3 separate regions of the Mus musculus genome follow, and all the other regions are linked to region 1. The links are chromatin loops, found by intact Hi-C in ENCODE. Cell type or tissue: left cerebral cortex. All regions are shown on one strand. Each heading gives the region's core, and the rest is flanking DNA. Links, peaks and the distances in the headings are about the cores only.

Region 1 (10,536 bases), core at 3,730-8,729:
GCGTCCCCAGGTCAGAGCTCAGGATCCCCGCGCCTTAGCTGCGCGCCACCGGTTTGGGGCGCGGGGCTCTGGCTGCCGGCCTGAGCTATCTCGGCGGGCTGCCCTCGGCCTTGCTCTACCAGCTTCTGTCTATCCCCCACTCTGCCTTCTTCCTCTCCGCGCCTCTGCCGCTACTGGCTGCACCCCACAGGTCCCAACCCTGGGGTCCCAGCCCGTCCTCTCTGCCAGGGACTGGCGCCCAGGCGTTTGGAGGGAGGGCTTAGGGGAAAGCGGCCAATGAGCATCGAGAAGCGTGTTCTCCCGGGCTGGGAGGAGGGTGCGGAGTGGGAGCCAGGGCTAGGGGAGCGGCCCGGGGGCCCCCTGCAGTATCCCCAGAACTCGGCGTTGTATTATTAATGAAGTCCAGCGGTGACGCTAAGGGGAGGGGGCAGGGGCAGCTGCAGCCGGGACTCTGGCTTTAACCTCTTCGCCCACCCCCCCTCGGGACGTGGACTTTTAAGGGAGGCCCGTGAGGTCGAGAAGAGAGTGCCAGCATGTCACGCTGTGAATGGGGGTGTCCTAGAAAGCGAGTGTGAGAGAGGTGTGCGTGGGAGGACACCTGTCAGTCATCATCGTGGTAGGGAGTATGTGCAAGTGAATGCTAGAGGCCTGGAGTGCTGTAGCTGGGGAGGGTGGGGGTCGGTGCGGTGTGAGCGTGTGAGTCTATGTAAGTGTGTCAGAGTGTCAAAGATGCGGGTGTGAGTGGCAGCGTGTGGGAGGACTGCGTGTGTGCGGGGGAGGGTGTGGGTGTGGAGGAGGATGTCAGAGACTGTCAAGGTGATGGGCAGGCGGGTGCCAGCTTGCGGGGGGGGGGGTGGTATGCAGGAGAGGGGCTTGAGGCTGTGAATGTGAGAGCAAATTCCGGGGGGGGGGGGGAATGAGTCCCTGCCACAATGTACCCAGCATTCACGTGTCTCTTGCCTTTTCTCCGCAGCTACTGGGGGAGGGGACAGAATCAGCCCAGGGGCAGGGTTGGGGGGCTGCCTTCCCCGTACACGTGCTATCACATGTGTGGGCTTGGTGCGTTGGGGAACAGAGCTGGGGGTGTGTGATCATTCTGAGGTGCCAGTCTCTTCTACAGAGGTGTGTGTGTGTGTGTGTGTGTGTGTGTGTGATGGAGAAGAGGGGCTACTTTGTGGGTTAAGTACCCTTGTTTATCTGTCCAAGCCCTTGAGTCTCTCCGCAGGAGCTGGCACTACCCTCTCTGAGGCTGGCGAGGACTGAGTGCCTCTCTGTAGTGCCCAGAAGGGGTGTGTGTGTGGACCTGTGCCTGTCTGTGCCCTCCTGGGGTTCTGTTTGTGTTGGCTGTCCTCTCTTCTGGTCACTCTTAGGCCAGGAACAGCAGGAGCCCTCCCCACCACACCCGTAACTCCACAGGCAACTTTTCCACTCCTAGCCGGGCACTCTGGCCCCAGGGGTAGACTGAGAGGCCAATGGAGTCTTATGGAAATGAGGTCAGGGGCATGCTGTTCTGCCCCAGACTCAGTGCCCTCTGGGGGAAGAGAGAGAGAGAGAGAGAGAGAGAGAGAGAGAGAGAGAGAGAGAGAGAGAGAGAGAGAGCGCATCAGGGGCCAAGCTTTGCTCTTGGGAATAGGATGTTCTGGTGGACAGGCTCCATGTCCTCCAGCCTAGGCCTGGCCACAGTTTGTTGACTTACATATTTTCTGGGGTGCTGTCCCTGGACATGGGCATCTCTGCCAGTTCCTAGCTTGGCCCAGGACCCCTCTTCCAGATGGGGTGTGGTGAGGAATGGCAAAACCCAGCCTGTTGTTATGTTGGGAGGATCAAGAGAGTCGCTGGGCAGCCTTTAGGTCAAAGTGGGGGTAGGAGGCTGGAGTTCCCCTGCGCTGGGGTCGCTGTGAAAGGGTATGTGGTGGGTAAAGGAGGCAGAGGACAGGGATGAGGCTGCGACCCCCAATGGTACCTCAGTGCCCATTAGAAATTTCTGGGAACCACTGGTTTGTCCTAAACAACCAGGAAGGATTCTCCCCATGGTGCTAGGGAGATGGGAGCACAATTTATTCCCAAAAGATGGACTTTTGGGGACAGTGGGTGATCTTCAGTTCTTTGTCCAGCTCTGCCCGGGTGTGATGCCTCTGGATCCTCAACCCCAGAGACATGAAAGGGAGGGAGGGAAACACAGAGCAGAGGAACACAGAGCTAGGAGGGACGGAGGGTGGGGGTGGGGGGGATTGGTCACAGAGAGAGCAAAAAGAAGAGGACCCATGTGAGAGATTAAGAGACAAAGGGAAGTAGAGGGGACAATGCCTTATGACAGAAAAGCAGGAGACAGAGATGGAAAGAGAATAAAAATAGCTCCACATTAAGATAATTGCAGCTCACAGCTCTGCCCTCCGTTAGGAATTAAATGAGGTTTTATTACTTTGATTTTTCTCTCCTGGATCCTACGCGACTTCTCAGGAACTTGGGGAAAAGTTTTTGCGGTGGGCGGCCAGGTGGCGGAGGCTGCGTGGGTGACAGAGAGGAAAGGAACAGGGAACTGGGGAGGGAGGGCCAGGGGCAAGGAGTGGGTAGAGGCTGATGGGGGTGGCAGAGCCTAGCAAGAGGTGTGGTGGTGGTTGGGGGACTGGACAAACAGGTGGGAGGGCTGAGAAGCCAGCGTGACTCCCATTCACTTCGACTTGGAATTAATCATATGCAAATGAGATGTAAAAATAATATACCACTCCTGGGTTATTATGCTTGAGTTAGAAGAACAGGCAGCTAAGTCCAAAGAACAATTTCAAGACCTCATTTGACTTAATTCCTGCTCGCTCAGACTGACAAGGTTGTATAGTGGTGTGACCGACCGGTCCCTCCTCGGGTCTGAGCACACTGCCTTGAGGTTTTCTGATATTTACTTTCTTCTTCTTCTTCTTCTTCTTCTTCTTCTTCTTCTTCTTCTTCTTCTTCTTCCTCTTCCTCTTCCTCTTCCTCTTCCTCTTCCTCTTCCTCTTCCTCCTCCTCCTCCTCCTCCTCCTCCTCCTCCTCTTTTTCTTCTTCTTCTTCTTCAAGCAAGAGCCACTACATGTTCCTTCTCTGGAAGACAACTCTGGGAAGGTGCTGTGAGGCCTTTGCCCTCCTTTGAGGAGGTGAAAAAGTACAATCGGGTCTTTTCCCTTCCTCAACCCAAGCATATAAATTCACACGGGGGCGGGGGTGGAGGGGGTGGGGAGGTGGGGCGAAGAGTCTGTCAGCCCCGGATGGTCCGGAGCGTCCCGAGTGAACTTAGACAGTTTCTTTGTGTCTCCTCGCTCCTGTATATTTCAAAGCCCACCCTGTACAGTGGTTGTGATGATTCAACAGGATCAAATTTTAAGCCCCAGTGCAATTCGGGATTTCAGGTAGTCTTCAAGCGTTTAGTCTTCCTCCACCGCTTTAAGAGATGAAGTTTTGGGAACGGCCAGCAGGTGGCGGAATCGGCCAGGGTTCGGGCTGCAGCACCGCTGGCTGGCAATGTGGGTCTGCAGTTAGGCATCAAGCAGGTGACCTTGGCACCCACGCACCCCACCCCACCCCCAGCAGAGCTGGAACTGGAAGGAGCGGCATGTGGCAGCTGAAAGGAAGGCCCCAGGAAGTCTTGGGGAGCAGCCTTAGAGAAGCTGGGGAAAACTAGCTGGGTGCACAGGGCCATCTTTGCCTGCGATTGGGAAAGGGAGTAGAGAGAACAATTCAAAGAAAAAAAAAAAAAAAGAGGGCAAGGGCATTCTCGGCCAATACAGTGGAAAACAGTCGTCTGAGGCTTATTCATCTACTAGCATCTTTTCACCATTCAATATAATCCTATCAGAATCTATGCGCTTAAAAGAAAACACTTTACAAACACAACGTAACAGCGCTGAGCGTATGTTGTAATGGAGTTTTGAACTGTGTTTAAAGATTTGTTTATCTTTATTATTTATTTATTTATTTTATGTATGTGAGTACACTGTAGCTGTACAGATGGTTGTGAGCCTTCAAGTGGTTGTTGGGAATTGAATTTTTAGGATCTCTGCTCACTCTAGCCAACCCTGCTCGTTCCAACTAGCTCAGGCCCAAAGATTTATTTATTATTATACATAAGTACACTGTAGCTGTCTTCTGACACACCAGAAGAGGGCATCAGATCTCATTTTGGGTGGTTGTGAGCCACCGTGTGGTTGCTGGGATTTGAACTCAGGACCTTTGGAAGAGCAGTCAGTACTCTTACCCACTGAGCCATCTTGCCAGCCCAATCTGTTTACTTTTAATTCTGTGTATAAGTGTTTGCTTGCTTGTACATCACTGACATGCAGAGCCACAAGAGGGGGACTGAACCCCTGGAGATGGAGTTGTAAGCTGGCATCTGGGTGCTGGGAACCAAATCCTGGTTCTCTGCACGAACAGCAAGTGGGTTTTTTGTTGGTGGCAGTTTGGTTTGGTTTCAAGACAGGGTTTCTCTGTGTAGCCTTGATCGTCCTGGAACTCGCTCTGTAAACCAAGCTGGCCTTGAACTCACAGAGCTCTGCCTGCCTCTGCCTCCTGAGTACTGGGATTTATCCATGAGCCACCATGGTCGACTCATAAACAGCAAGTGTTTTAAACTTCTGAGGCATCTCTCTAGCCCTGGTTATTATTTTGAGACAGGGTCTCACTGTATAGCCTTGGTTGGCTGGAAACTCACTATGTAGATCAGGCTGGCCTCGAACTCCTGGAGATTCTCTTGCCCTCTGCCTCCTGAGGGCTGGGTTTTGTCGTGAGCCACCATGTCCAGCTGAAAAGTCTGTATTATAAGCATGTGACTGTCTCTACCACCACACTGGGGAGGAAAGGTCGCTTGCTCTGCCTGGCCCAATCTCCCTCTGTACTGGTTCAATGTGAATCAAGGCTCTGTTTTAAAGGTTTGCTATGTGTATGTGTGTTTTGCCTGCTTGGGAACCACCTGCATGCCATGCTAGAGGAGGTCAACGGATACCCCAGGGTTGCAGACGTTGTAGGCTGGCACGTGGGTGCTGGGAATCAAACACCAAGTGCTCTTAACTTCGTGTGTGTATGTGTGTGTGTGTGTGTGTGTGTGTGTGTGTGTGTGCATCATGTCAATTCAATGTCAGCAGAGGCTAGACAAGGGTGCCACATCCCCTGGATGGCATTACAGACAATTGTGAGCCACCATTTGGGTGCTGGGACTTGAACCTCTGAAGTAGCAGACAGTGCTCTTAACCTCTCCGAGCTATCTCTCTAATCTAGAATCAAAGCTCTTAGAACACGATTTTAATGGCACACGGTTTTAACATGTATCCTCCACACCATGTATCTTTCCGTTGGACTCTGAGGTACTGTGGGGGAGATGAACTAAGGAGTGAGTGAATAAACAAACATAAGCTGTAGACACTAACAAGTTTGTTATTGAGTTTGTCTTTTGTTGTTTTTTTTTGTTTTGTTTTGTTTTGTTTTTACACTCCTATTTGGAGCGTTTACTTTCCTGGACAGAGTTAGGCCCTGTAGGTGCAGTTTCTCATTTAATCTTCTAGGATAGTCCCATTTTATAGATGGGACAACTGAGGCTTCAGAGGGCTTCAGCAGCTTTTTCCCGGAGCCTAGTTCAAATAAAAGACAGTTCTAGCTAGCATGGTGACTCATATTTGAAATCCTAGCCGTCGTGAGGTTGAACCATGAGTTGCAGAGTAACCTGGGCTACAAACAAACCAACAAACCAACCCACAGATAACCTTAGCCTCCAGAGATCACCCCCCTTTCCCTTGGGCGTAGGGTGTTAGGAAGCTCGAATCCCAGTCCTTGTCCAGGAGATTAGCACTAAGCTACGTCCCCAGCACTGAAGACTTCATTCTTTTGGACACATCCACTGTATAACCTTGGCAGGCCTGGAACTTGCTATAAAAGCCCACGCTGACTTCGAACTCACAGTGTTGAGGTTAAAGGAGTCCGGTTTTACCGCTGTCTTCGACAAGTTTAAAACCCGCGAGTGGAAGATCACTAGCGTACACTGGGCTTCGTTCCAGTTCCGTTTTTTTGGACCTGGTTTCTTTCCCTCCCAGCTTGGTTTCCACGGATCTCCGGAGAAGCAGAAATCGGTGTGCCGAGGTTGCCCTCTGGTGGCAGAAACGAGTACAGTAGTATCTATGCTCTCTGGCGCCCCCAGGTGGAAGCTGAGATGTGGTGAGAAGAGCGCAAGCGGCAACCCATGGAGGGGGGAGGGGCGCCTCAGCCGCCGGCACCTGGAGACCCCCTGCTCTGGCCACTGCCTGGTGCCCCCCGAGGTGCCAGCTGAGGCTGCCCCCAAAGAATGCCAGCTGCCGAAGCTCGCCGCCTCCCACTCCCTCCACCAGCCTCACACACACTGCAATCCCGGTCCAGTCGGCTGCTTCCATTCCCTGAAGAAGAGGCCCTAAAGTTAAAACAGCTGTTAATTTATAAACCAATTTTTCCGTGACTGCTTAATAAATCGCCAGCAGCTGCTCTGCCCCCTCCTCCTGCCCAGGCACCCGGCCCCGGGGGCTGCGTGGAGAAGCTCAGGGCTGCCAGCCTACTCCTTCTGCCTCCTTTGCCCACCAGCCCCCAACTTACCCCCAGACCCCCAGTGAGGGGAAATCCGGGTGAGCCCAGCTTCCCTGGTCTTCAGCAGAGGGCTAAAATGAAAATGTGTTTTCTTTCCTGGAGGCTATCCCTTCCCACACCCCAGTGCCCCTCCCTACACTTCCAGGCCCAGAAGGTGGCACCAGAGGTTTTCCCTGGCTCTGGGGAGTGAGCAGGCATAGCTTTCCTGCTGAAGTTCCCTTGGGCCACTGGGAGGCCAGGGGACCCTAGTTTGGCCCAGGGCTCATTTTTGAGAGTGCTGGAATCTCAGTTTCTCTGCCAGGGCCATCCCCCTGACAGATGCTAACTGAAGTTGAACCCTGCTTTTCTCTCAAGGATATGCTGAGAGGAAGCAGAGCGTCCTGGGTCAGCACCCACTCCTGCTAGACGCCCCCTCCTCGGGAGCAGGGTGAGACTTGGTCTTGTGAAAGATTCTCTGTCCAGCTTCTTCCACTGGGGAAAAAGTAGCTGGAATCCTCTCAGGAGGAGGAGGGGCATGGAAGAAGCGACTCTTTCTCCCTGTGCCTCCAAGTCCCTACTGTCCCAGGGTGGAGGTCTGCTGCTCCAGGGATCTGAGACTCTGCTTGGGACAGGGACATCAGGAATCTGGCCACACCACAAGCTTTGTAACATGAAGCAGAAGGGCCAAGCACAGGCCAGTAGTTCAAATCCTATGGCTACCACTTCCTAGCTGTAGGCTAAGGCAACCCCAACCACCTTTCTTTCCTCGCTGCCTCAATTTATAAAAATGGGGGGGATAATAAAATCGTTGTGAAAAGAAAACAAATTGGCGCACATAAAGCACACAGTAACAAATTGATGCATATAAGCACACAGTAACAAATTGATGTGCATAACAAATTGGTGCACAGAAACACACAGTAAAAGAAACAGAAGCACACAGTAAAAGAAAGGCCCCGTTGTGAATGGGGAGCCACCTTCCTCTCTGATGCACAGAACAGGTGGGAACTCCTGTGGACCCCCTAAACAGCAATCAATCCATGGAGGTGAAACTTCCTAGGGTACGGTCAGATGCTCAGAAGTATCCCTTTAATCCCCACACCTGGGAGGGCTACAGAGCAAAACTCTGTCTCAAATATATATATATATATATATATATATATATATATATATATATATATATATATATAATCCCAAAAAGTTTCTGACTTTTTAAAAAAGATTTATTTTATTTATTATATGTAAGTACACTGTAGCTGTCCTCAGACACCAGAGGAGGGAATCAGGTCTTGTTACAGATGGTTGTGAGCCACCATGTGGTTGCTGGGATTTGAACTCAGGATCTCTGGAAGAGCAGTCAGTGCTCTTTACCACTGAGCCATGTCTCCAGCCCCTGACTTTTTGATTAAAAAAAAAAAATGAAGATCATGGCTCCAGACAAAATTAGGGGGGGAAACCCCAGGTAGGGTTCCTGAGTTCCAGTGTCCTGGTGGGCTTTCTGTCTCTGGTCTCCTTCCCCAGGCCCCTCCTCTGGCAGCCGCGGGCCACTTCCCAGCCTGCAGCAGGAAAAAGAGGGGAAGCTCCTCCCCCATGTGAGCTCCTGTGGTCCCTGCTTCCCTAGAAGAAAGCTCTCCCCACAGCTTTCCAGCTGAAAGCCTATTTTCTCTCCTGTTCCCTGGTAATCAGAGGCTGCCGTGACTCCTTTCTACCCACCCCCACCTCCCACCGAAGACATTGAGTGAACCTGGCTTTCCTGTATGGTCCAGAGCAACTTGGTCAACTTCCCTCGACCCTTGGGTTCCACGTGCCTAAAATGGGGATGCTCCCAGAACCTCCATCCTAATATTCATGAGGATGGAATGGGATCTTGCCCATGAACCTGGACTGGGAGCTGTGGGTGAGGTGGAAGAGAGGGCAGAGTGTGCTCTGTGTGTGTGTGTGTGTGTGTGTGTGTGTGTGTGTGTGTGTGTAAGGAATGCAGATGCCAAAGCCCATGACACCAATCCCAGGTGGGCCACCTTGAACCTCCCTGTGCTCTTATTTCCCATCCATAAAATGGGGGTAGGTAGCGGAGCCTGGAGCCTGCGTCTCAAAGACATCTAGAGCTCTTGGAACAGTTCCCCAACTGCACTGTTTGCTGAGGTGTGACCAGTGGGGCCCCCTGAGGCTTTGCCCCTATGCTGTGCATGTGGAAGTAGGAAGTCACTTAGAGAGAGACTACAAGTGAACTGGAGGGCGGGGCCCTGGTAGTGGTTGTGGCTCAGGACAAGGCCCTGGTCCCCACCTGCCCATTTTGCTCACCTCTGGCATCCACCTAGACCTTGGCTTGGGACCACTCTGATCCCTCAGCCGCCTTTAGTCAATGAAGCAGCCAGCCCCCTCCCTGTGCCCTGGGTCCAGACTATGTCCTGGAAATAAAGCAGGGTCCCTGGGGCCCACTCAAGCCGAGGACTGCTCTGCCAGGGTGCCAGCTGGTGCCCACGGGGGGCGGGGCTGCGGTGTGATCATGTGGAAAGAGAAAGCTGGAAGCCCCCCTAACCTTGATGGTCACCACAGGAAACAAGAAAAGACTAGGGGTACCGAGGACATTTTCTAGGAACAGAAGATGAGATTTTTAAAAATTGACTTGTTCTGTGACTCAGTTTACCCCGCCATCCAAGGAACGGGGTCTTCATTCCCTTATCCCAGGGTCTCTGGGGCTCCAAAAGCCTTTGCATTGGCCTCGCAGATCCGTGCCTCCTTTCCTTTCTTAAAGAAACGAGGCTCACCCTCCTCCCCGCTCAGATTCTCTCCATAGAAGCTACCCTGGGGACCCGCGGCCAGGGGTAGAGAAGGGTAGGGGGAAAGTGCAGGCTCAAGACAGGCCCCCACAGGGAATGGGGATTCGTCTCAAGCCCGCCCAGGGTGCCAGTCCCTGGCCGGGATGACCCGGAGCTCCCGGTCCCTGCCCCTTTCCCGCCTCCTCTGGCCCTTTAAGAGCCTCTCCGCGCGTTGCCGTCCCGGATCAGCCAGAGAGACCATTAAAATTTTATGCAGAATGAAAATGGGCCAGGTCTCCAGCTTCCTCGCTCCCATCCAATGATTTATTACTCGCAAATACCACAGAACTAATTAGTATAGTAATTAATTAATACGCATTTGCATATTTGCATGTGCAATTAGTGCAGTGGAGTGATTACTGGGAGAATGAGGGCCCCGGATTGTCAGATGTGAGGGGGAAGTGGCCTGGAAAAGAGTTAGTGGGAATGAACTTTGCAGGGAGCGCCGAGCGGGAGCGCGGCCGGGGCGGGGCGCCGCGCGGGCTGCGGGGTGCAGAGCGCGGGCGTGGGGAGCGCGGGTGGCCCCCCGCGGCCTCCGACTTGGGGCAGGGGTCGCGACCCCAGCGCCCCGCCCGCCCGGCCGCGCCCGCCCCGCCCCCGCTGCGTGGCACAGCTCCAAGCGCGCGCCTGATTGTTATGCATTGTGTTTCTCGTCGCGAGCGGAGCCGGGCGGAATGGGGCTGGCACAAGCTGTCTCCCTGCCACGCGGCGGTGGCACCTTAAAGGCGCAGCGTCCTCTCCCTGCCGCCGTCCCCGCTGCCCCCACCTCCGAGCCCGGGCCCCCGACCGTCCCCAGGCGACCTCTGGAGGTCAGGGTGGGCGCGGAGGCCACCTGGAGGGGTGCAGCACGGGTCAGGGGCGCGCGGGGCACGTGCCACGGAGCCCGGCAGGCAAGAAGTCGGAGCTGCGAGCGCGATCCGGCGGCTGGGGCGCACCGGGCGCAGTGCCAGGCGCGGACGGGGGTGGTGAGGCGAGAACCCGGAGCTAGGCAGACGAAGGACGACTAGGAGAAAGAAGCAGCGAGTGGCAGGGGACCTGCTGGGTGCCAAGGGCTTTCTTGGGGGAGTTTCTGCGAGGCCTGGCTCCTCTTTCTGTCCCGGTTTACAGCGGAAGGAGAAGGAGCGATTGAGGCAAAGCTTAGGTTTTGGGACCAGCTTCTTCTAAA
Region 2 (10,536 bases), core at 1,872-6,871, 78 kb after region 1:
TATTATATGTAAGTACACTGTAGCTGTCCTCAGACACTCCAGAAGAGGGAGTCAGACCTCGTTAGGGATGGTTGTGAGCCACCATGTGGTTGCTGGGATTTGAACTCCTGACCTTTGGAAGAGCAGTCGGGTGCTCTTACCCACTGAGCCATCTCACCAGCCCCGGAGGAGGCTTTTCTACAGAGAATAGATACCTTTCTTCCTTTGCTTTGTGCTATCTTCACTGCTCTGTATGTCAGACTTGAAAGAGCAGCTCTGTCAACAGTAGCCACCTATCCTCAAACAATATTCACTATGACTGTCCTGCACTACATTGAGCAGCCAGTCCCATGGGTGGAACGACAGGTCTCAGTTCTAAAGCATCAACACTATCTTCTCTTCTTCCTCATCCCCCTGACAGGACAGGTTTTGGCACAGTTTCTTGATACCAACAGCCCTGAGGCACTTGGATGCAGGATGGGGCCTAGAAGGATTTTTTTCCAGACTGTCCTAGGGGAATATGAGGGCTTCTCACCCTGTCTGTGAGTAACAGACCATGACAGCCCCTGACAGTCTAAGGCAGATCAGGAAAAGGTTGGAAGCTAGAGGCAGATCCTGTGTTTCTCAAGGGCCTGAGGTTACTAAAAAAGAAGACAGTTCTAGGAGTGGAAGGAAGGTAAGGATGGGAGTCGGAAAGCGTGGTGAATTCTACTGGTATTGCCTTTTAACCCTCCAACCTATCTTGCCTCCACCCCAGTTTAGCCTCATAAAGCACAGATCAAAGAATTTTGAAGATTTTAAGACAGGAAAATTTTGAGAAATGCCACCTTTGGGAAACTGGTAGGAAATCCTTCCATTACCTTCATTCATCCTTCTCTCCCTGGCCCTAGCATATAGACAATAAAGGAAGTAAGGGAACAGGGTATAGATAGCTGGACTGGAAATGTATCCTTCTCGCCAGGAAAGCCATCACTGTAAGAGCCAGAGGGGACCTAAGACTCTAGAGCTACATGGATCCAGGAACACTCCTAGCTTTCTTGTAGGGCCTTGCATTTTACCACTGTTTTTATTGTAGTAGTGGGACAAGAGGTGTAAACTACCCCGGACACTTTAGCATAACAGTTTCCAATCATTTTTATTATAGCATGGAAACTTGTGATAAGATTTCCACTAGGAAAAATGTAGTTTTCCTTGGTAGATTTGCCTTTTGGTTAATAGTTGAGGTAGCTGAAGCATTTCTTTCCCTTAGACCTTAAAACATGGCAGAATTCTACAGAGAGGGCTGAAGGATAATTACCTCTGGAACAGGCCACACAAAGGGTATGGTTCCCCACTGTGTCTCTTATAAACTCTATCTGCTGACTTTCCTAAACTGCTCCAACAATCAGGAGCCAGCGACATGAGACTTCAGGCAGTGGAGGACAGAACACATTGCTTACACTTTTCATCTGACTTTCTTCTCTCCTTACCTACCTATTTTTTCTTGCCCAATGCTCCCAGGAACTCTCCAAATCCAGAACATAAAGCAACTTCAGAGCAGGATTCAATTTGTTCTTCCTCTCTGGGTCTGGCTTCCACATCTGTATAAGGAATGAGTCAGATAAGATGAGCTCCAAGTTCCCGTCTTTATAACATTAATGTTCTAAGATTCAGACCCAAATTCACCAGATCTCATTTGGGTGTCATTTTCCATGTAACTGCTATGGTACTTATTTCCTATCGAAATGTGTAGAAATGGCCCCCAACTCTACCCCTTTCAGATTTCCTCTACCACAGCCCCAGGTCCATGGTCCCTAGTTCTTACCCTTTTTCTTCAGGGACCTCAAAGTTTTACCCCACCCCCCTTCCATAGTGTTATACTCTCTGAGATCAACCCATCTAGTCAAAACTGCAGGAGCAAGAGCACAGCCTTACCTACAATTCTGGCTGCAAATTTAAGCTGCAAACCTGAGTAAATCAGCACAACTCCATCTCTTCTGGAGGTCCTGCCAGTTGGGGGGAAATCCTGGCACCTTTCCCCAATGCCTCCCCTTTTCTTCCACCTCGCTATTCTCCATGCCAGAACGCAAAGTGGCCAGTGATTGATGGGCCCGGATTCCTGGTAACCGCACCCAGTGGCCCAATCCTCCTCCCTTATCCAATCCCTCCCCTGTCCCTATTCAGAGATCAGATTGTCTCATGTTGGTCCCTGAGGTCCCATTAATTAAAAATACATCCAATTAAATGGCAGGTGAAAACGTGCTATTGGCGCACTACACCCCCCTGCCCCAGCTTGGTCTTTCCACCCCCACCCCCCTTTTAAGGCTCAGCTGTGCTTTGAGCTGAGGAAAAAAAAAAAAGATGTGGGGAGAGAGAGAGTAGAGGAAGATGTAGGGTAGGAATATGACATGGGGGTGTGCTTGAACCTCTGCCAGGGTAGCATGTGCCAGTCTGGGAGAGTGGCACCATGCCCTGGTGTCTAATTTTTTGAGGTGTGAGTAGGTTAAGTCAGCTAGGCACCACCTCCATTTCTCTTAAAGGGGCAGAGGGCAGTTAGATAGTGTGGCTAGCTGTTCTACCCTGCTTCTGAATTTGACAGGCAAGGAACAAAAGGAAAGGGCAGAGGGATCTCTGGAGTGGGTAAGATGTTCAGGAGGGAAAGGTCTGATTCGTCTTGGTATAATACCTACCTCTGCTATTCTCCAAACTAGGAAGATAAAGAGCAACTAGCTAGGACCCAGGTGGAAAGGCATAGGGACACTCTGGGGCTCAGCTATGCCTACTCATGCCTATAAGAAGGCTAAGAGAAAAATGGAGAGAGGAGGAAAGGAGCCATAATTTGGGTGGGAGCAGATAGGACAGATAGGATCAAATATACACAGATGTATGTTCATGTGGACACCATGCCCCTGAGCACCTTAAGCTCCAAGGGATCTGTCCTGTTGACTCTTTCTGTAAGCAAAACACAGCAGCAGTAGCACTTGCCATAGCCTGGCTGTCCACAGCGCTTCACAATCACTGATTGATCTTGCTTTCTTCCAATTTATGAAGTCCTAGCATTTTACCAGTTAAGACATCTGCCTCCAACCCAAGGTCCCCCTCAAGTGATACAAGTCTAACAGACACTGAGCACTGTCAGAAAAGGACTCACAAAGGAGTGACTAAGGGTAGCACTCAGAATCAGGCATGAGCGAGGGTGCCAACTCAGGGTTTCGGCCTGGCTGCCTTGGCAGCCTCAGCACCTCCTCACTTCACTTTAACGCTAATTGGAGATTTTAATCTGCACTGCTGCTCTGCTCGGGGTGCTGGGGGGAGCACCAGCTGTGCAGTAATTCCAGCAGCACCGACTGTTTAATCAAGCTGTCCTCCTGGGGAGGGGCCTTCAGGCATGGGGGAAGGAGGAAAAGGAAGAAGACCCTGTCATCTCCCTGAGCCTGTTCATTCTGACTGAGTATAAACTGTGGGGTCCTCAGTCCCACAGGATCCCAAGCCACTTGGCATGCCCAGCGAGTCATGACATGGCACAGAGTCCCCACCATGCTGTTTTCTGATACATTTTTTTTTTTGGCTCAGAGCTCTCTAGAGTCCTAGATGTGGTTTGCCCAAACAGACACAAAGATCTATTAAACTTGAATCCTGTAGGTTTGTGTTGGGGGTGGGGGTTGGCTGTCAGGGGGAGAGATGAGGTCACCCACTATTTTAGACTCCATTCTTTCCATACTTTCTCACAAAGACACTTTCCTTTGAATACTTGTAGAAAACCTTTTCCCTTGTGAAACCATTCAACCCCATCCTCCTGGACTGGAACTCAACATCTTGAAGGGATGAGGACAGTGGGTTAAACAGCTGGAGTCAGGCAAACCTTGAAGAAGACATAGCTCCTGGAACTTAAGTTCAGCTGGGTATCCACTCAATCACAGGCCCAAAAGACCAAGTATTTAGGCCTCAGGCCATTTTAAGGGAATTACAAGTGGTATCAGTTATTTTTTTGGCTTCTGGGCCAGGTTCTCTGGCTCTCTGGGAGTGTTTCTGATCATTCCCTGAAAAGAGCGCCCTCATCCATCTGTTTCCTAAGGGGCTTGGATTTTAATTGGCCAGCAGTGCCCTCGTGTGGTAGAAATCAGAACTGCAGTTGCCCCACTGGTCAGGTAACCTGACTGATAAGACAACTAAATAGCAGTTGTAACCTTTGCCATTAGGGAAGTTCATGGGCATGTAGTACCTGACTACATTCTGACATGTCCTGCTTTCTAACAACTCTGACACACATGCTTCTAGGAAACAGCACCTGACTAGTGTCTGGGTTTGATGGTTGTTTATGGGATGGATCCAGAGGCACTTATCTGGACCTGCTGCTTTGGCTGTCTGGGTTGCAGAGGTGAGAAGCACTGCCGAGAGAGAAGTCAGAAAGTCTAAAGGATAAGACAGGGTCACCGCTAGCATCCGGGAGGCAGGAAGATGCTCTAACCCTGACAACTCTCCATAGAGCCCAGAATAAAGCTGACATCATAGTTACAAGAGTAACATCTACTGGTAGACTATACCCTAGCTAGAGCTGTTCCTTTTCCATTCGCTGGGATATGTGGGTGTTAGGGACAGAGGCAAGATACTGGTCCTAAAGAACAGACACTAGATAAACACTCAAAAGAGCCAGGTATTCTTCCAGTTAAGCCTTCAAAATTTCAGCTTTCAAGAGGGAGGCTATGTGTTACTGGATCGTTCTTCACCATCATCACAGTCTGTTTACTACCTCCACTACCTGCTAAACAGGAGGGAAACGGTTCTAAACTACAGAAAAGGGATGGACACCTGATGGACACTAGAAGGGCATCCTAAATACTAGGACTTGGAAACTACTGAGAAGAAGAGCTGAGTCACAAACGCCTTCCATTTTTGGAGACACTGAACAAAAATATTCCTTGAGAAACTAGATGTAGAACCTAGAGTCCCAGTTCATATGAGAGGCAGGGAAAGGAAATAAACACGAGTGATAGAGACAGAGCTAGAGGCCACCCATCATCTGTGAAGTGAGTGAAACACCGTACCTACTCTCAGGTAGGGAAGGTGGAGATGCCGGCTCTGGGAATGACTGCAGAGCTGCAGGCCTCCACTTCTGGTGTCTCATGCAGTGTTTGGATAGGTGGACTTTTCCACTGAACCTAGAAAGAAGGCAGTGAAGTTCATTAGAGGCAAGAAGAGATAGCATTGTCCTATCTTGACTTAAAGAAATAGAAAACAGGGCTGGTGAGATGGCTCAGCGGATAAGAGCACCCAACTGCTCTTCTGAAGGTCCTGAGTTCAAGTCCCAGCAACCACATGGTGGCTCACAACCATCCTTAAGGAGATCTGACTGGTGTGTCTGAAGACAGCTGCAGTATACTTATATATAATAAATAAATAAATATTAAAAAAAAAAGAAATAGAAAACAAAACAAAAAACAGCTTTTGGGGGAAAAGTGTTTTGTATATGAAGGGGTATGGGTAAGGGAGATATTCACCCTAAAGGAGGTTGAAAGTAACTGAATAATAATGTCAGTACTCCCGTGTAGAGGCATATCTATCTGGTAACACAGGAATGAAGTAACTGCTACTGTTAGAGAGGGCTCACTCATTCTAGCTGGAGAGAGCTTGTTAACTACTAGGTAGGATACCAGAATAGGGCCAAATAAAAACTCAGGACACTTTTTTGGGGATTTCAGAGAAGAAACTGCCCTTGTCACAAGTGGGGTGCTACTCCATGTACAATCAGGCCAGTGGCTTCTGACTGGCTTTAAGTCCCTACCTGGCTTCAAGTATTGTGAATGAGATTGTTTGAGAGGCTCTGGATGCAAGGTAACTGATGGGTGTCTGGAGTTCTTCAAAGGCCATCCCTGCTGCTGCTATCTGCAAAGAAAAATAAGAAGCTACATTAGACACAGGACAAGCAACCAGTGCAAAGAGGGTATGTGGTCATGCATCGGAGATTACAATGTTGACAGCTACAGTAACAGTAACAGTATGATGGTTGCTTTTTCTCCAATTCTCTTAAACCTACATGCCCCCAAAGTGGCAAATGAATCTTAAGAATTCTTCCAGAAGAGCTGACTGTTCCAGATTCCTACCTCCAAAGACTAGTTCCCAGGATGATAAGTAAAAAACCATGGCCCTGATACTTAAGGTATATGTCAGAAAATTTAATAGAATACAAGCTGTGAAACACAGAAATACTATAGAGGCCAATGCATGTTATGGTTAATGCAAGATTCTAACTTGGAGGGGGTAACATAACTTTAGACCAGACCACCATCTTCAATTGGAGGTTCTCTTGTTCATCACAGCTTCTTTAAGGAGTTTAAAGTCAGAAAATGGCCTTAGTTATGAAACAGAAAGGTTTACAAGAGTAGATTAGTTGCAATTTGGGTAACTAGGTTTATTGTGCATTTCCTTTGCAGGAACAAAGTCTTTGCATGGAGATTAACCCCATATTCCTATATTCTTTCAACTATAATGCAGTGGACTGACCACAAATGATACACAATGGGATCTGTCTCCTTGTTATCCACGGACAGTATCAGTTGGTAGATCCCTAACACAGACCTTAACTATCTTCATGTTGCTCAGCATTTTGCTGCTTTCGTCAGCATTTTCCTTTTTGCTACTAACAGGTTCCCAATTTTTTATGTCCAGTAAAAGCAAGCATAAGGAGGTACAGCAGACCCAGCCCCAGGATGAGATGACTTATAGTATCTGTCCCATAGGCCAGCCCTGATAAGCTTATTTTTGGTTCTGACCACTGTGCAACACTTTTCCTTATGCACGGTCCAAGAACACCAAATAGCTTCCCCTAGCTCTACAAATAAGAGAAAGGCAGAAGGTGCCCACCAACTCTCCTGAGTCATGATTCCATATCCCATTCAGTGAAACTCCCTCTAGCCTTGCCTCAAGGTGCTCTCTCTCCATTTGGATTCTTCCGACATAAATTTATTATAATGACAAAGAACCTAAGCTGAGATTTGGTATGAATTTTTCACTTTGCCTCTGAGGAGGTTTTCCCTAGTATCAGTCCCTTAGTTTGGGGCCAAGGGTTCTTTGAAAATTTGGGGTAACTCTACGGGCATTAAGATCTTTGGCTATGACTACCACTTTCTTCCCAACAATTTAGTTATATTGTTAAAAATTATTTGTAAAATTTGCATGCCATTCTTTTTTCAAAATTACATTTATGTATATGTGTATGGGAGGGATGCCTGTGCCAGTGTTTGTGGAGGTCAAAGGACAACTTGCAGGTATTGGTTCTCTCCTTCCATTATGTGGGTTCTAGGGATAGATCTCAATTTGCTAGACTAGGCACTTTTACAAGCTATCTAACTGGCTGTGAAGGAGTCTAATTTAAGACAGTGTCTCACTATGTAGCGCTGGCTGACCTTAGTATCTGCTTGTCTCCACCTACTGACCCGAGGTTAAAGGTGTATGTTACCACACTTGGTTACTAAGAGATTATTCTTGAATGATACATAACATGGTTTCATACTAATAGCTTTAAATCTACTTTTCCTCCTCAATTTCTGTCTCTCCCCCTTCAGAATCTGTTTTTTCCCTTCTTAAAGTAGCCTTGGGTTATTAGGAACAGGCACTCGAAAAGCTGAGGGCTTCATGCTTATTCATGTAGATTAATATTCTGCCTCTGGAGCTAGTCCTAGATAGCGCAACAGTCTTATTGCATGACTGGATGAGACACTGTCCTTCTTTAAGCTTCAGCATCATGCTCTAAAAAGAGGCTGGATTACATACCTCTCTTTAGCTCTGGAAAGTTATAATTCTGTAAGGTGAAGACCTCCCTCCCCTGTGATATTCAGGCCCGACACCCTTCTCTATGCCACTGTAGAACGCAGTACCACTGTAGTATATGCCTTTCTAATACACTTTGAATAAAGCAGCAAATGAGTTCTTCTAAATGCTAAGCCCTTCCTCCTAAGAGGAAAAGTTAAGGGAGCTAACTCTCTCATCTTGATAAAGCAGGCAGACTGTCTCTGCCCACACTCAGACTGGCATACTGCATACACACTTGACTTTGCCCAAGGGAACCCTATATAGAAAGCCCATATACTTAGTGGTTGCTAGTCCAACACAACTGTATGTAGATGGGAAGGATATGTAAATATACCCACAGCAGAGAAAAATACCAAATCCCACACACTCCTGTTTTCTCCTACTTTGTGCCTGTACATGCCTGCAAGAAACCTCGGTGAGAGAGGACACAGCATTCCAGCCTTCTTTCTCCCCAAAGTCAGAAAGAGAAAGACAGTGAGACAAGAGCTACTTGGCTTCCTATAAATTGTTTTGTCCTTCCTCACAGCTGCAATCAGAAGCTAAGGGCTCCCGCAGGCCTTGTTCTGATCTGCTGCAGGCGATGGAGGGTTTTTGAAACGGAGAGGACTTGGCTGCAGCCCCGATTCAGCTGCCGTTGGGGCTGGCTAATGGGCTCATTCGGAAAGACCCCTGCCTGCTGCACTAAAGAGTCCCCTGCCGACCCCCTCCCCAGTCCCAACCCAATTAATAAATGGGGGCTCCCACTTTATGGCTCTGGGAGCAGGAACCAGATATACAAATGAGCCCCAGGGAGGGACAGAAAAAGGCCTTCCAAGAATCAAGCCAGAAGACTGTGCTTCCACAGCACACACCGCCACAGGCATTCATTTCCCATCTTTAAAGCATAACAGAAGAAACAAAAAACAAAACACCACAACCAACTAAAAATCACCTCTATATTCTTCCCCAGATAACATGAGCTAGAAGTTTTGATGTCTTTGCTATATACCAGGATCAGACTTTCTTGCCTGGTTCTCCAAAGTGAAAAAAGCTTGGGGCAGGTACTGGAGGCATATGGTCACAATGCATGCTCCAGTCCTCCTTTAGTAGGGTGTGCTCCTGTCTTCTTCAACACTGAACAAAGGTACACTGCATGTAGCTAACAAGCACCTGCTTCTTAGCAACTAAGCAGCCACCTCTTACCTAACTTTTACCATCAGTTCAACTGTGTCCTGGGACCCTCATCTGGAAACCATCCTTTAACCTCCCCAACCCACACCCCACTCACACCTATGCTGGCAGCAAGCCTAACTCCTGTGAACTCCCCTCCTTTCTTTGGAGTCCCCTGGTCTCACACTAGTGACAGTCTTTATTGCCTTAAGTCTGGGCAAGAACAGCATTCTAAAGAATTATTTCCTTGGCCCAATAAAGTTATGAAAGGCTTCAACATCATTTTTAGCTCACTTCTATTGCTCCCTATAACTATTTAATAAACCAAAGTTCAAATCCTAATTCAGGCAACTAAGACTGGTTTTCCAACTTCATTTCTTTCTTTTTCTTTTTTTTTTTTTTTTTTGAGACAGGGTTTCTCTGTATAGCCCTGGCTGACTTGGAACTCACTTTGTAGACCAGGCTGGCCTCGTCTACAACTCAGAAATCCGCCTGCTTCTGCCTCCCAAGTGCTGAGATTAAAGGCGTGAGCCACCACAACCGGCTCCAACTTCGTTTCTTAATACACCTTTCCTGTTCCATTCTAGCCAGTAAGTTGACAACCCTGTGCTGGGAACAGACATACACCGTCTTCTCTATGCTTCCTCCTATTTTAGGCCTGTGATGCTAGTGAGAAGCTCTTTTTTTTTTTTTTTTTTTGGTTTTTCGAGACAGGGTTTCTCTGTATAGCCCTGGCTGTCCTGGAACTCACTTTGTAGTCCAGGCTGGCCTCAAACTCAGAAATCCGCCTGCCTCTGCCTTCCGAGTGCTGGGATTAAAGGCGTGCACCATCACAGTCAGCGAGAAGCTCTTTTTTTATAGGGCACAGAACCCAAGTCTTCTCTCTCCCAAAAGTTACAGAAAGAGAAAGAGCAAGACAGGAGCTACTTGGGTTCCTGAAAACTTACATGGAGTTGTGTGCTCTGCCATTTCTGCCATTTTTACTCTCAGAGTCATGACTAACTCAGCCTTTTCTGGTTATTTCTTTGTTTTGGCTTCTTGTTGAGGCTACACTCATTTCATAACCTGCACATCCAATGTATAGACTTATAAAATACAGATTCTTAAGTCAGTACATGCCCATAACCCCCAAACTCTTGAAGCAAAATCGAGGTCATCCTGGATTACAGTTTTGAGGCCAATCTGAGTGATATAGTAAGACTGTTTCAAACAAAAAAAGCACAGCAGACTAAATAAAAAATATCCATTTCCTATACCTTAGCCAAGAGTAAGACTCACCTCTCCCACTAGGCCCAGAAGCTTCCTAAACGAGAGAACCTCTCAGTGCACTTGCTCATTCTGAGTATAGGACATGACTTAAGGATACTGTGACTCCTCAGTGAGTGGGTTCTCATGGTATAACTCTCTGGATACATTATTCTATTCTGCCAACTTTCAGGCTGTCACCTGCTCCACAGGACACAAGTTTTTCCAAAATTACAAATTCTGGCAAGGCAGTGGTGGTACACACCTTTAGTCCCGGCATTTGGGAGGCAGAGACAGGTAGATCTCAGAGTTTCAGGCCAGCCTGGTCTACATAGTTCCAAGACAGTCACAGCTAAACAGAGACTCTTCCTCAAA
Region 3 (10,536 bases), core at 2,473-7,472, 96 kb before region 1:
AAGCTTCATTTTTGTTGTTCCATGGCTTTGGGCTTAGTTTTTGTTTTTAAGGTTTATTTATTTGTATTTATGTGTATGTGTTTGCGTTTATTTACATTTATTCACATGTATTTGAGTTTAGCATGTTCTTGCCTGATGCCCAAGGGGTCCGGAAGAGGACATCAGAACTCCTGGAACTGGAGTTAGACATGTTTGTGAGCCACTATATGGATGCTGGGAACTGAACCCAGGTCCTTCCTTTGCTAGAGCAGCCAGTGCTCTTAACCACTGAGCCATTGCTCTGGCTCACTTTGGCCTTTCCAACATGACATCTTGGCGTCTTGATATGTAGCCCCAGCTGGTCTCAGACTCCCTATTTAACTGAAGCTGTTCACGTACTTGTGGCCATCTTCCTGCCTCTGCTGGGCTTATAAAATCTGTGCCATCATAAAATACCTTGGTGTGAAGAAGCCTGGGAGATGGCTCAGCTTGCTGCGAGCCTGAGGGCCTAAGTTCTCCTTTCAGGAACCACACAGTGAGGAGAGAACAGACTACCATAGTTGACCTCTGACCTCCACAAGAGCACCATGGTATTGGTGTTTCCACATCCAGAATGAATACTGTTTTTAATTTTAAAATGCTTTAATTGGAAAATGTACATTGACATCTAAACTACCAAGCATCAAATTCCAGTTTCTATTGAATCTTTTTCAAATATACACTACTATAAAGTCAAAACTTCAAGGTACTATTTGTATACAGATCCATGAGAGCACTGACAGCCCAAATGTAAACCTTTATGCTTTTACCAGTATCTTTTTGTTTGTTTGTTCTTTTGTGTTGTTGTTTTGTTTGTTTGTTTGTTTTTCCGAGACAGGGTTTCTCTGTGTAGCCCTGGCTGTTCTGGAACTCACTTTGTAGACCAGGCTGGCCTCGAACTCAGAAATCACCTGCCTCAGCCTCCCAAGTGCTGGGACTAAAGGCGTGTGCCACCATGCCCAGCCTTTCTTTTTCTTTTTAACTTAAGACAGTATCTCACCACATAACTCTGGCTGGCCTGGAACTCTCTTTGTAGACCAGGCAGACCTGCCTCTGTCCTGAGTGCTGGAAATGAAGGCGTAAGCCACCATGATCTGAGTTAGTAGCATCTTGACAAAGTTGCAAAGCCCATTTAATGAACAGATACAATCTTTGAGACAGTGCTTTGCTATTTTGCCCAGAAGGTCCCTGAATTCAGTCAATCCTCTTGCTGGGTCTCCCTAATAGCAGAGGTTACAGACATGTACCACAATACCCGATAAAAGATATTTTAACTAATGGCACCGTCACAATTTAATACTCACATACTAAAAGAGTAATTTAGCTCTTTGCTTCTCATGATGCACAAAAATAATTCTAAATAGGTCTTAAGGAGCTGGAGAGATGACTCAGTGGTCAAGAGCACTTGCTGCTCTTGCAGAGGACCCCAAGTTCAGTTCTCAATCACTAAACATCCAAAGGTTCACGACAGCCTGTAACTCCAGGGGCTCTAATGCCCTCTTCTGGACTCCACAGGCATCTGCATATGCATGCACATGCACAGATATAGACATACACATAAATAAGAATAACCACTAAAAAAATAGATCATAGCCAGGTGGTGATGGCACGTGCCGTTAGTTCCAGCACTCAAGAGGCAGAAGCAAAAGGATCTGTATGAGTTCAAGGCCAGCCTGGTCTACAGAATGGGTTCCAGGACAGCCATGCTATGTACAAAGACGATGTTTCAAAAACAAAACAAACAAACAAACAAAAGACTAAACAAACAAGAAAAATAGATCATAAACCTAAATATCAGAGCTGAAGAGATAAAATCACAATGAAACATCAAAAAGTTAAATAAATAACAATGGGAGAAAATTTGTAGCCTTGGGTTAGGCAAAAGATTATTTATTTGTTTGTGTGTTTGTTTGTAGTGTTTCCAGACAGGGTTTCTCTGTGTAGCCTACCTGTCCTGAAACTGACTGTAGATCAGGCTGGCCTGGAACTCAGAGAGCGGCCTGCCTCTGCTTCCCCAGTGTGGGGACTAAGGATTAAGGGCTTGTGTCTCCTCTGTCGGCTTGCAAAGGACTTTTTTTGTTTTGTTTTGTTTTTTGGTTTTTCAAGACAGGGTTTCTCTGTATAGCCCTGGCTGTCCTGGAACTCACTCTGTAGACCAGGCTGGCCTCGAACTCAGAAATCTGCCTGTCTCTGCCTCCCAAGTGCTGGGATTAAAGGTGTACACCACCAGGCCCGGCCTTGCAAAGGACTTTTAAAAGAAAAACATTTTAATTGCGTATATTCATTTAGTGTGTGTGTGCTGCAAATAGCAAGAGAAAATCTTTGTAAATACTTATTTCACTTGAGATATTGTATGTAGGATATATAGAGAACTCTTAGATGCCAATAATAAAAAGAAAGTAACCCAATTTAACTGGGCTATAAAATGGGCAAAGGTGGCACAGGCCTTTAATCCCAGCACATGGGAGGGAGAGGCAGGCAGATTTCTGAGTTCGAGGCCAGCTTGGTCTACAGAGTGAGTTCCAGGACAGCCAGGGCTATAGAGAAACCCTGTCTCAAAAAAAAAAAAAAAAAAAAAAAAAAAACCAACAGCAAAAATGTGACTACTTGAAAAGATGGCCTATTGCATTACCTAAAAGAATAACTATCATCAGGGCTGGAGAGATGGCTCAGTGGTTAAAAGCACTGATTGCTCTTCTGAAGGTCCTGAGTTCAAATCCTAGCAACCACATGGTGGCACTCAACCACCCATAATGAGATCTGACACCCTCTTCTGGGGTGTCTGAAGACAGCTACAGTGTACTTAGATATAATAATAAATAAATCTTTAGACTGGAGCAAGCGGGCCGACCAGAGTGAGCAGGGTCTACCGGAGTGAGAAGAGATCCTGAATTCAAATTCCCAGCAACCACATGATGGCTCACAACTATCAGTACAGCTGCAGTCTACTCATATATACATAAAATAAATAAATAAATTTAATCTAAAAAAAAAAAAGTAATATCATCAAAGAGACAGGCAACCAGTATTTGTGGTGGCTATGAAGAAACAACTCCTTGTGCCCTTTTGGTGGTGTAAAATGCTACAGCTGCTTAGAAAAAAAAAAACAAAAACAAAAAACAAAAACAAAAGCAGGTAGGCAATCCATAAAGAGTTAAATATAAATTTCTCGCAGCCCAGTAGTTTTAATTTTACTCTAAGGAACTTAAGAGAAATGGCAACACATCCATACAAAGGCATCTACAAGACATTTACTCAAAACAAACAACCCAAAGAAACCCAGATTAATGTTAATAGACAAATAATCTGTGCTTTTTCTATACAACAGAATGAAATAGTATTCATCAATAGAAAGGAACGCCTGGGACACAGCACTGGATGGAGGCTTGCTCTGATACAACAGAGCAAACGTCACATGCTGCAAGAGTCCATTTATGTGAAATGTCCAGAAAAGTTTAGAGAGCAGAGCAGCGATTGCTTGGGGCTGGAGTTGGAAGCTGCAAGCAAACAGGAAAGGCCTTCTTAGATCCATTGAAATATCCTATAACTAGATGGGATGACGTCAGAACTCAGCAAACACAGACCGACCCAACAATGAACAGTTTCAAGGGACACCAGAATGGGTGACTTGTTACGATACTGTAGTGGTGCTTCAGGGAAGGAAGAGACAGGGAGGACCCAGGCTGCAGTTCCAGAATTACAAACTGAGTTCAATGACACTAGCCCTCTAGCAAGAGGCAGGGATGAGGAGTGTGCATAAAGTGGGGGTCAGCACTTCAGAGTCAAAAGAACTAGAGTTCTGGGCTGATGAAGACGCTTGACCTGTAAGAGACAGACCTTTGAGACAGAATCTGATACTCTGAGTTCAATCCCTGGGACCCACATGATAAGATGGAGGAGGCCGAAAGTTGCTGTACTCTGACCTTCAAAAGCATGCTATGGCATGGCCCCCACCTCCAATACACACTCGTCCACAAATTAATAAATAAATGTAGTAAGTTTTAAAGATGCCCTCGCATGCATAAATTCACACTTATACACATATATACGTAATTAAAATATTCTTAAAAGTTAAAAAAAAAAGAACTCGAAAGAAAAGCAGTATGGTGTGGTTTCAAACGCTATCATCGTTCGAGAGGTAAATAGCAACACCAATCACAGACCATCAGCTACCTCGGCCGCCTGCCCCATTTTCTCTGTCTTTTGTAAATGGAAAATAGCTTTGTGATCACAGGCAGTTCGTTAGTAAGCAAATCCATGACTGTGAGCATTGGATGCCAATGAGCTCTCAGAACCCAGGATCAGTGCTGGTCCAGGATATTCGCTCTGCAGCTGGATCAAGATGTAGCAGTACCTGCTGACGGCAGAGGGCGCCCCGACGCAAAGCGAGGTCCGGACACGCCCACGGACACGCCCCCCACGTGACTTTGGCGTGGCGTCACACCCGGAAGCAGCCCTGCAGCGGAGCGGGCAGCAATGAGTGGGGAGCCAGCGCCGGTGTCCGTAGTGCCCCCTCCCGGGGAGGTGGAAGCAGGCAGTGGAGTCCACATCGTGGTGGAGTACTGGTAAGCCACTCGGGTTGAAAAGGAGCCTCTTGTGCTCGCCCGCAAGATGGGGGTGGATCCACGGGAGGCCCCACCCCCGGAACCCCAGCTCACTCCACGTCTCTTCTCCCCAGTAAACCCTGCGGCTTTGAGGCGACCTACCTGGAGCTGGCGAGCGCTGTGAAGGAGGAGTATCCGGGCATTGAGATTGAGTCGCGACTCGGGGGGACAGGTGAGGTCCGCAGAGCACCTGCTGAGTCAGTCCATGTGATAAAACTCCAGCTCTCCCTACATTCTAGAGCTGACATTGGCTGTTGTATATAAAGCCCCTAGTAGGGTCTGACACATAGCAAAAATGCCTACTGTGGGTTTGGAGTGAAGGAACTCTTAATGGCGTATTGGAAAGACGCACGGGTGAGGACTTTGGGGTTTGGGGCTGAATGGCTTCAGGATCGGTGTCTGCCGAGGCCATGAACAGTCTTGCTTGGACTCGAGGTGGTGCCAAGGACCTCCCTGAACTTCTGCCTGTTGTTCTTAGTTCGTTCTTGCATTTATTTCCTACCAGGGGCCTTCGAGATTGAGATCAATGGACAGCTGGTGTTCTCCAAGCTGGAGAATGGAGGGTTTCCTTATGAGAAAGACGTGAGTATTTAATGTACCTCGGGAGGGTGGCTGAGACGAGACACACCCTCCTCTCCTGTGCATGACACTCGCCCATGTCTCTGTCCGCTAGCTCATGGAAGCCATCCGAAGAGCCAGCAATGGAGAACCTGTAGAAAAGATCACCAACAGCCGGCCTCCCTGTGTCATCCTGTGACTAAGAAATGATTCTTGGAAGCTTGGTTCTGGGGTTTAAACCTTTCCTTGTGGTTACGCTAGGAATCCCTCTACCTTTAGCCCCTCACTTGGCCCTAGGTAACTAAGACCCTGACTTCACTTTGCCTCTTAGGGCACAAGGAGGGACTAGACATTTCTGTGGCCAAAGGCAGAAAAGAGATGTTCTCTGTGAACATCACCATCGCTCTCCCGGGATCTGTGCCCTCTGCAGTTTGGTCCTCTCCCCAGCGTGGCAATACCTTTCAGATGCCACGGTTGCTATAACTTATTTTCCCTGAATCCTGGGCAGTGTCGGCTCTTGGCAATAAAGAGTAATTACAAATGCTTGTGTCAACTGGCGTGTGTTTATGTCCAGCCTGTGCGGGGGGCACACAGGTCAGTCTGGCCCTGCTAACACCTAGTGGGTGGGACTAACACCTAGTGGGTGGGGTTTTCCTGGATGGATACTTCTTTCTAAGGCAAGGAAAACAAGTCACATGGCAATGCTCTCCACAAGCTCCCCTCTCCCACTGGGAGGACAGGACTTCATTCTGGGGGTAGCCTTGGAATGAGTGTGTCCAACGGAGTATTCTGGGGGTAGCCTTGGTATGAGTGTGTCCAACGGAGAATGACCCTGTTGCCAAAGGGCCTTCAGAAGGAATCCTAACTCCCCAGTCCCTCAAGCCCAAAGCCAAATTGTCTCAAACTTTTGGAAGATCTCTACACACTCACTCCAGGAGGAGCTGTGTGTCAGATGAGCAATACGGTTTGACCCGGCCCGGGACCACTCTCAGACATAGGCTGGGGTCCAGTTATTTTACAAATCTCATTGCAAATGGAGAAAGGGGACAGCACCCCCCGACTTTCATATAACACCCACTCTCCCACTGTATCCTTATTTCATCTTTAAAAAAAAAACAAAAAACAAAAGTAAAAACAGAACAAAATAAACTCTGTACAAAGACCAGTCTGGGTGCAAGTGCTGTCCCCCTCTTGGGATGCACGTGCCTCAGTCCTAGTGGGGTGTCCTGCTCCCAGGATATTCACCTGGGGCCTCCTCCCTTGCAGGCTGAGCTTCCCTCAGTCTTCAGAACCAAGAGAGCCAGGCCAGGTAAGGAATACCCACTGGACCCTACAGTCTGTCAGGGCAGTCAGGGTCTGTAATCCTCTGGGGCTGAACAGTGTGCTGTCTCTTCCGGCCAGGCGGGGCCCTCTTAACCACTCAGGATTGAAGCATCGAGCGAGGTTCCTCAGGGCACGTTCCTGGCATAGCCGGCTGCCCTGGATGTCATGTGGCCAGAGGACCTTCTCCCTGCTTTGTGGCGGGCGATGGAGACCACAAGTTAGGCCTTCCTTCCCCACTCTGAAGACAGAGGATGTCTGCACATGTGACCTCATACTGGCACATCCAGGCCTAGGTACTCAGGGTTCTCTGCAGTGGGGGTCCCTTCAAAGGTACTTGGTGGAGGACCCTGCTCCGATGAGTTCTGGTCCCAGTAATAGAGGTTGTCAAAGGCTGGGCTGAAGGCAGGAGAAGGGTGGGGCTGAGAGGCAGTGCCTGCTCTGGGTGCTAAGTATTCAGGGTTCTCCACAGCACCCCCAAAGGCAAAAACGTCTTTGACAACCCCATTTTTCCCAGGAGAGAGAGTCTTGGGTCTTTCTAGAGTAGCACCAGCAGGTCGGATGGGAGGCGGAGGACCCTCTGGGGTCAAGGGAGACTGAGGCCGAACCTCTGGCTGGTTCACATACTCTGAGGAGAGAAGAGATGTTGTTAGGGAAAGGGTCCAAGATATTCCTGCCCCATCATTGCCCCTCAGTGGGTGTAGCCTGAGGGTTCTCAACTCCCCTCTCCTCCCAATCTCTCGGGCCTGGATTTCATACCGGGCTGGGGGCTGCAGGCCAGGGGAGCAACGTAGCCATCAGTCTCGGGGGGCAGAGGTAATGTGGGATCCTCACTGTACCGCTGTAGAGGGCTGAGGTCATGTGGAGAGAGGCTCTGCAGTCCTTTGGTTACCCCCACTGCCAGGTCACCATCAAACACATCGGAGCCAGCCCCTTCGGAGGGAGCCAGTGGAGATCTGGGGGGCTCTTCTTCCGAGGGCTCCAGGCCCAGTGTCAGCTCACCACCGCCACTCTGGGGTAAGAGAAGGTCATGATGGGAGCTACTCAAAAGTCTGCGAGGGGAACAACGGGGTCCCAGGAGAGAAACACAGGTCACGATGGTGGCAGTGATGGAGAGAGTGGGGCCCCAAGGGTTGGAAAGCAGCCATGGTAATGGAATCTTCAGGAAAGGTGAGGGTGGGGGAGCTCAAAGGGCAGGACCATCCCTATTCCGAGGTGGGCACTGACCCTGGCCGACGAGCTGCGGTGTCTGCGGTGGGCTGTGCTCCCAGTACCTAGGGCAGGGTCTGGGGAGAAGAATCCCTGCTGGGGTACCAGGTACTCTTCAGCATCGACCAGCTCCCCCATGTCATCATCCTCCAGCAGTGAACGGTAGAAGGTGCTGTCCATGGGGCTGGAGGGGCCTAAGTCCTCGTTCTAGGAAGGAAGGGGAGACACGAGGTGACAGCCCTCCCAGCCTGGTGTTTAGTTCCCTGGAAGGGTTCACCGAGCTTTGGCTAGAGGCAGGGGCTATCCCTGCAGGAGGGAGGATGCTGTCAGAGCAGGTATGGTGTGGGAAAGCCCAGTACCTGGATGACCACAAAGCGCTGGGGGTCCCTTGCCATACGGGAGAATTCTGATACCAACTCCCGGAATCTCGGGCGACATTCGGAGTCAATCATCCAACCTAAGGCGGAAAAAAGTTCAGCATCCTTGTCCCAGGACCAGCCTGGCCTAGACAACCCTGGCTAAGCTGAAAGCCCTCCCGTGGCAGAGCACAACTGGACTCTGGGATCTTGAGGCAGAACCCTGGAGCGTTTCTAGGGTCCCCTTTTAGACTGGCCTCTCTCCTCTCCACAGATGTCCTCTGGCAGGACTTCCACTGTGAATAGGTAAGGCACCTTTGAGGCTCCCTCCAGGACACCTCCCATTTATCCCCCAGCCTGTAAGCGCCCGCACACAGGTCTACCACCCTTCCTCTCTGCCTGCCTGAGGCTCAGCCCTGCCACGCACATTTGACCATGATCATGTAGACGTCGATGGTGCAGATTGGAGGCTGAGGTAGGCGTTCTCCCTTCTCCAGCAAATCAGGGATCTCCCGAGCTGGGATCCCATCGTAAGGTTTGGCCCCAAAGGTCATCAGCTCCCACACAGTCACACCTAGGACAGACAGGCGTCAGGAGTCGGGGGACAGAGGAAGTCTGGGTGTGCAAAGGGAGGGGCTGTGCCAAGAGGTGGGGTCTACCCAGTCTCCTCACTCCCCAGGTGGCCATAAGACTGCACTGGGTAGACATAGACAACCTTCCTCCCCTTCCTCCTATCCCCACCCTCATTCTTCTGCCTGCATCCCACCCTGCCCAGCAACGCATCTACAGCCTCCACACACCATAGCTCCACACATCACTCTGATGGGTGAACCGGCGTCTGAGAATAGATTCCAATGCCATCCACTTGATGGGCACCTGGGGATGCAGAGTAAGAAGTCCTGACTGGGTGTGGTAGGGAGGTGACCCTTTTCCACGTTATCCCAAAGAAAGGTCAGATACCAATCCAGCCCGCCCCACCTCTCCCTCCTCCTCTCCCTCCTCCAACCTTGCCCCCATCTGCATGGTATTCAGTCTCATCAATGTCCAGCAGCCGTGCCAGCCCGAAGTCGGTAATCTTGACGTGGTTGGGACTCTTGACTAGCACGTTTCGGGCAGCTAGGTCCCTGTGAACAAGCCGAACTTCCTCCAGGTAGCTCATCCCCTGGACAAAGGGCATCCGTGTGGCACGTGAGTCTACATCACACCTTAGGGGTACTCCCACCTCATCCTGGCCCCGAATGAAGGCAGGGATTTGCACCCAAAAGATCTGCAGAGCCAGCAACCCCCAAAGCACATACCTTGGCAATCTGAACACACCAGTTGAGCAGGTCCTGGGAGCCTAAGCGACCTCGGTGTTCTCGGACATGGTCCAGAAGGCAGCCATAGGGCATAAGCTGTGTCACCAGCTGCACTGTGGATGTCAGGCAGATGCCCAGGAGGCGGGACACATATGGAGAACCCACACCAGCCATGACGTACGCTTCCTGCAGACAAGGGAACAGAGGGATACAGGAAACCATCAACTTCCATCCACTCTACTCTCCCAGAGACCCTCACCCTCCCTCACTGGCTACAGCCAGGGCCTCCAGACTAGGAAGATGAAGAGTCAAACCCCAATGAGGAAAAAGCAGCCCAGATCTGCACCTAGGAGCTCCTCACATTCTCAAGGGAGAGGGTAAAAAAAACAAAAACGGGGGGTGATCTTCACAATCCCAAGGAGGAGGTTAAAGGGGGGCTCCTCACATTCCCAAGGGGGAGGGTAAGGGGGGAGGGCTCCTCACATTCCCAAGGGGGAGGGTAAGGGGGGAGGGCTCCTCACATTCCCAAGGGGGAGGGTAAGGGGGGAGGGCTTCCCTAGCGGGGGGGGGGGGGGCTTACATCTAGGATTTCTTTGTTAGCTTTAGGAGATGTGTTTTCCCTCAACACCTTGATGGCCACGGGGATTTTCACGTTCTCCCCATCTGGGATCCAGATGCCCTGAGCGAAAAGAAAGGGACTAGAGTCAGGCCCCCATTAAGACACTGAGGAGTAGCCGTCCCCAGCCTCCAGCTTGGCCCACTCCAGTCTCTTGACCATGCCCCTCCCCCAGATCCACCCATGCCAGAACTGGTCCTCTCCTGACCTTGTAGACAGTGCCGAAGGCTCCTGACCCAAGCACCTTCAGCTTCCTTAGCTCTGTCTCCTTTAGGATCCGCATCTGAGCCTGGTTGGGCACAGCTCCACTGGGCGTCAGCGGCTCCACCAGCTGGAGCGAGAGGGTGGTAGGGTGAATGCCCAGCTAGCTGCAAAGCCAAGGGGGTGCTAGGAGGCCCTCGGCACGCCTCACCTCGGTCTCCTGCAGCAGCCTACGCATGGTATACTTCCGGATCTTCTGTCGCCTTCGTTTGATTAGGATTCCAATGACCACCACTATGATCAGGAACAACAGGACGCCCACCACAGTTGCAATGATGAATGTCACTGGGCTGGAA

What was found. A loop is a pair of places that touch in the nucleus more often than their neighbours do. Peaks named below come from ENCODE experiments on the same cell type or tissue, not always from the same donor. Only the 100,000 strongest peaks of a DNase experiment are listed, where the experiment ranks them.
Region 2: a loop joins it to region 1, with 8 times the contacts of the local background. A loop is called at or near these places in 22 of 42 quality-filtered maps.
Region 3: it touches region 1 in a loop (2.4-fold over the local background); 16 of 42 quality-filtered maps call a loop at or near these places.

The regions. Positions count from the first base shown.
Region 1 is chr11:98,338,365-98,348,900 of GRCm38, reverse strand. Gm33099 reads right to left here. Exons shown (of 5, transcript XM_006534642.3): 5 at 8,003-10,374. The coding sequence ends at 10,006. It overlaps Gm38970 (a long non-coding RNA gene), which reads right to left and starts at 7,642. Exons shown (of 2, transcript XR_880194.2): 1 at 6,583-7,642; 2 at 5,042-6,403. It overlaps Ppp1r1b (protein phosphatase 1, regulatory inhibitor subunit 1B), which reads right to left and starts at 495. Exons shown (of 7, transcript NM_144828.2): 1 at 1-495. In left cerebral cortex, for the core only: CTCF peaks have their summits at 6,147 (motif pointing left) and 6,768 (motif pointing right); DNase peaks (open chromatin) are centred at 6,108 and 6,740; H3K4me3 peaks cover 984 bases; H3K27ac peaks cover 841 bases.
Region 2 is chr11:98,258,775-98,269,310 of GRCm38, reverse strand. It overlaps Mir5119 (microRNA 5119), which reads right to left and starts at 6,705; the gene lies at 6,649-6,705. It also overlaps a transcript of Cdk12 not described here. In left cerebral cortex, for the core only: a CTCF peak has its summit at 4,080 (motif pointing left); DNase peaks (open chromatin) are centred at 2,432, 3,060, 4,058 and 4,874; H3K27ac peaks cover 345 bases.
Region 3 is chr11:98,432,905-98,443,440 of GRCm38, reverse strand. It overlaps Erbb2 (erb-b2 receptor tyrosine kinase 2), which reads right to left. Exons shown (of 27, transcript NM_001003817.1): 17 at 10,392-10,530; 18 at 10,188-10,310; 19 at 9,944-10,042; 20 at 9,364-9,549; 21 at 9,072-9,227; 22 at 8,866-8,941; 23 at 8,493-8,639; 24 at 8,069-8,166; 25 at 7,728-7,916; 26 at 7,260-7,512; 27 at 5,725-7,128. The coding sequence ends at 6,773. It overlaps Mien1 (migration and invasion enhancer 1), which reads left to right and starts at 4,453. Exons shown (of 4, transcript NM_025559.2): 1 at 4,453-4,583; 2 at 4,697-4,794; 3 at 5,128-5,204; 4 at 5,296-5,733. The coding sequence starts at 4,495. The coding sequence ends at 5,379. In left cerebral cortex, for the core only: a CTCF peak has its summit at 4,390 (motif pointing right); DNase peaks (open chromatin) are centred at 4,439 and 5,182; H3K4me3 peaks cover 1,315 bases; H3K27ac peaks cover 574 bases.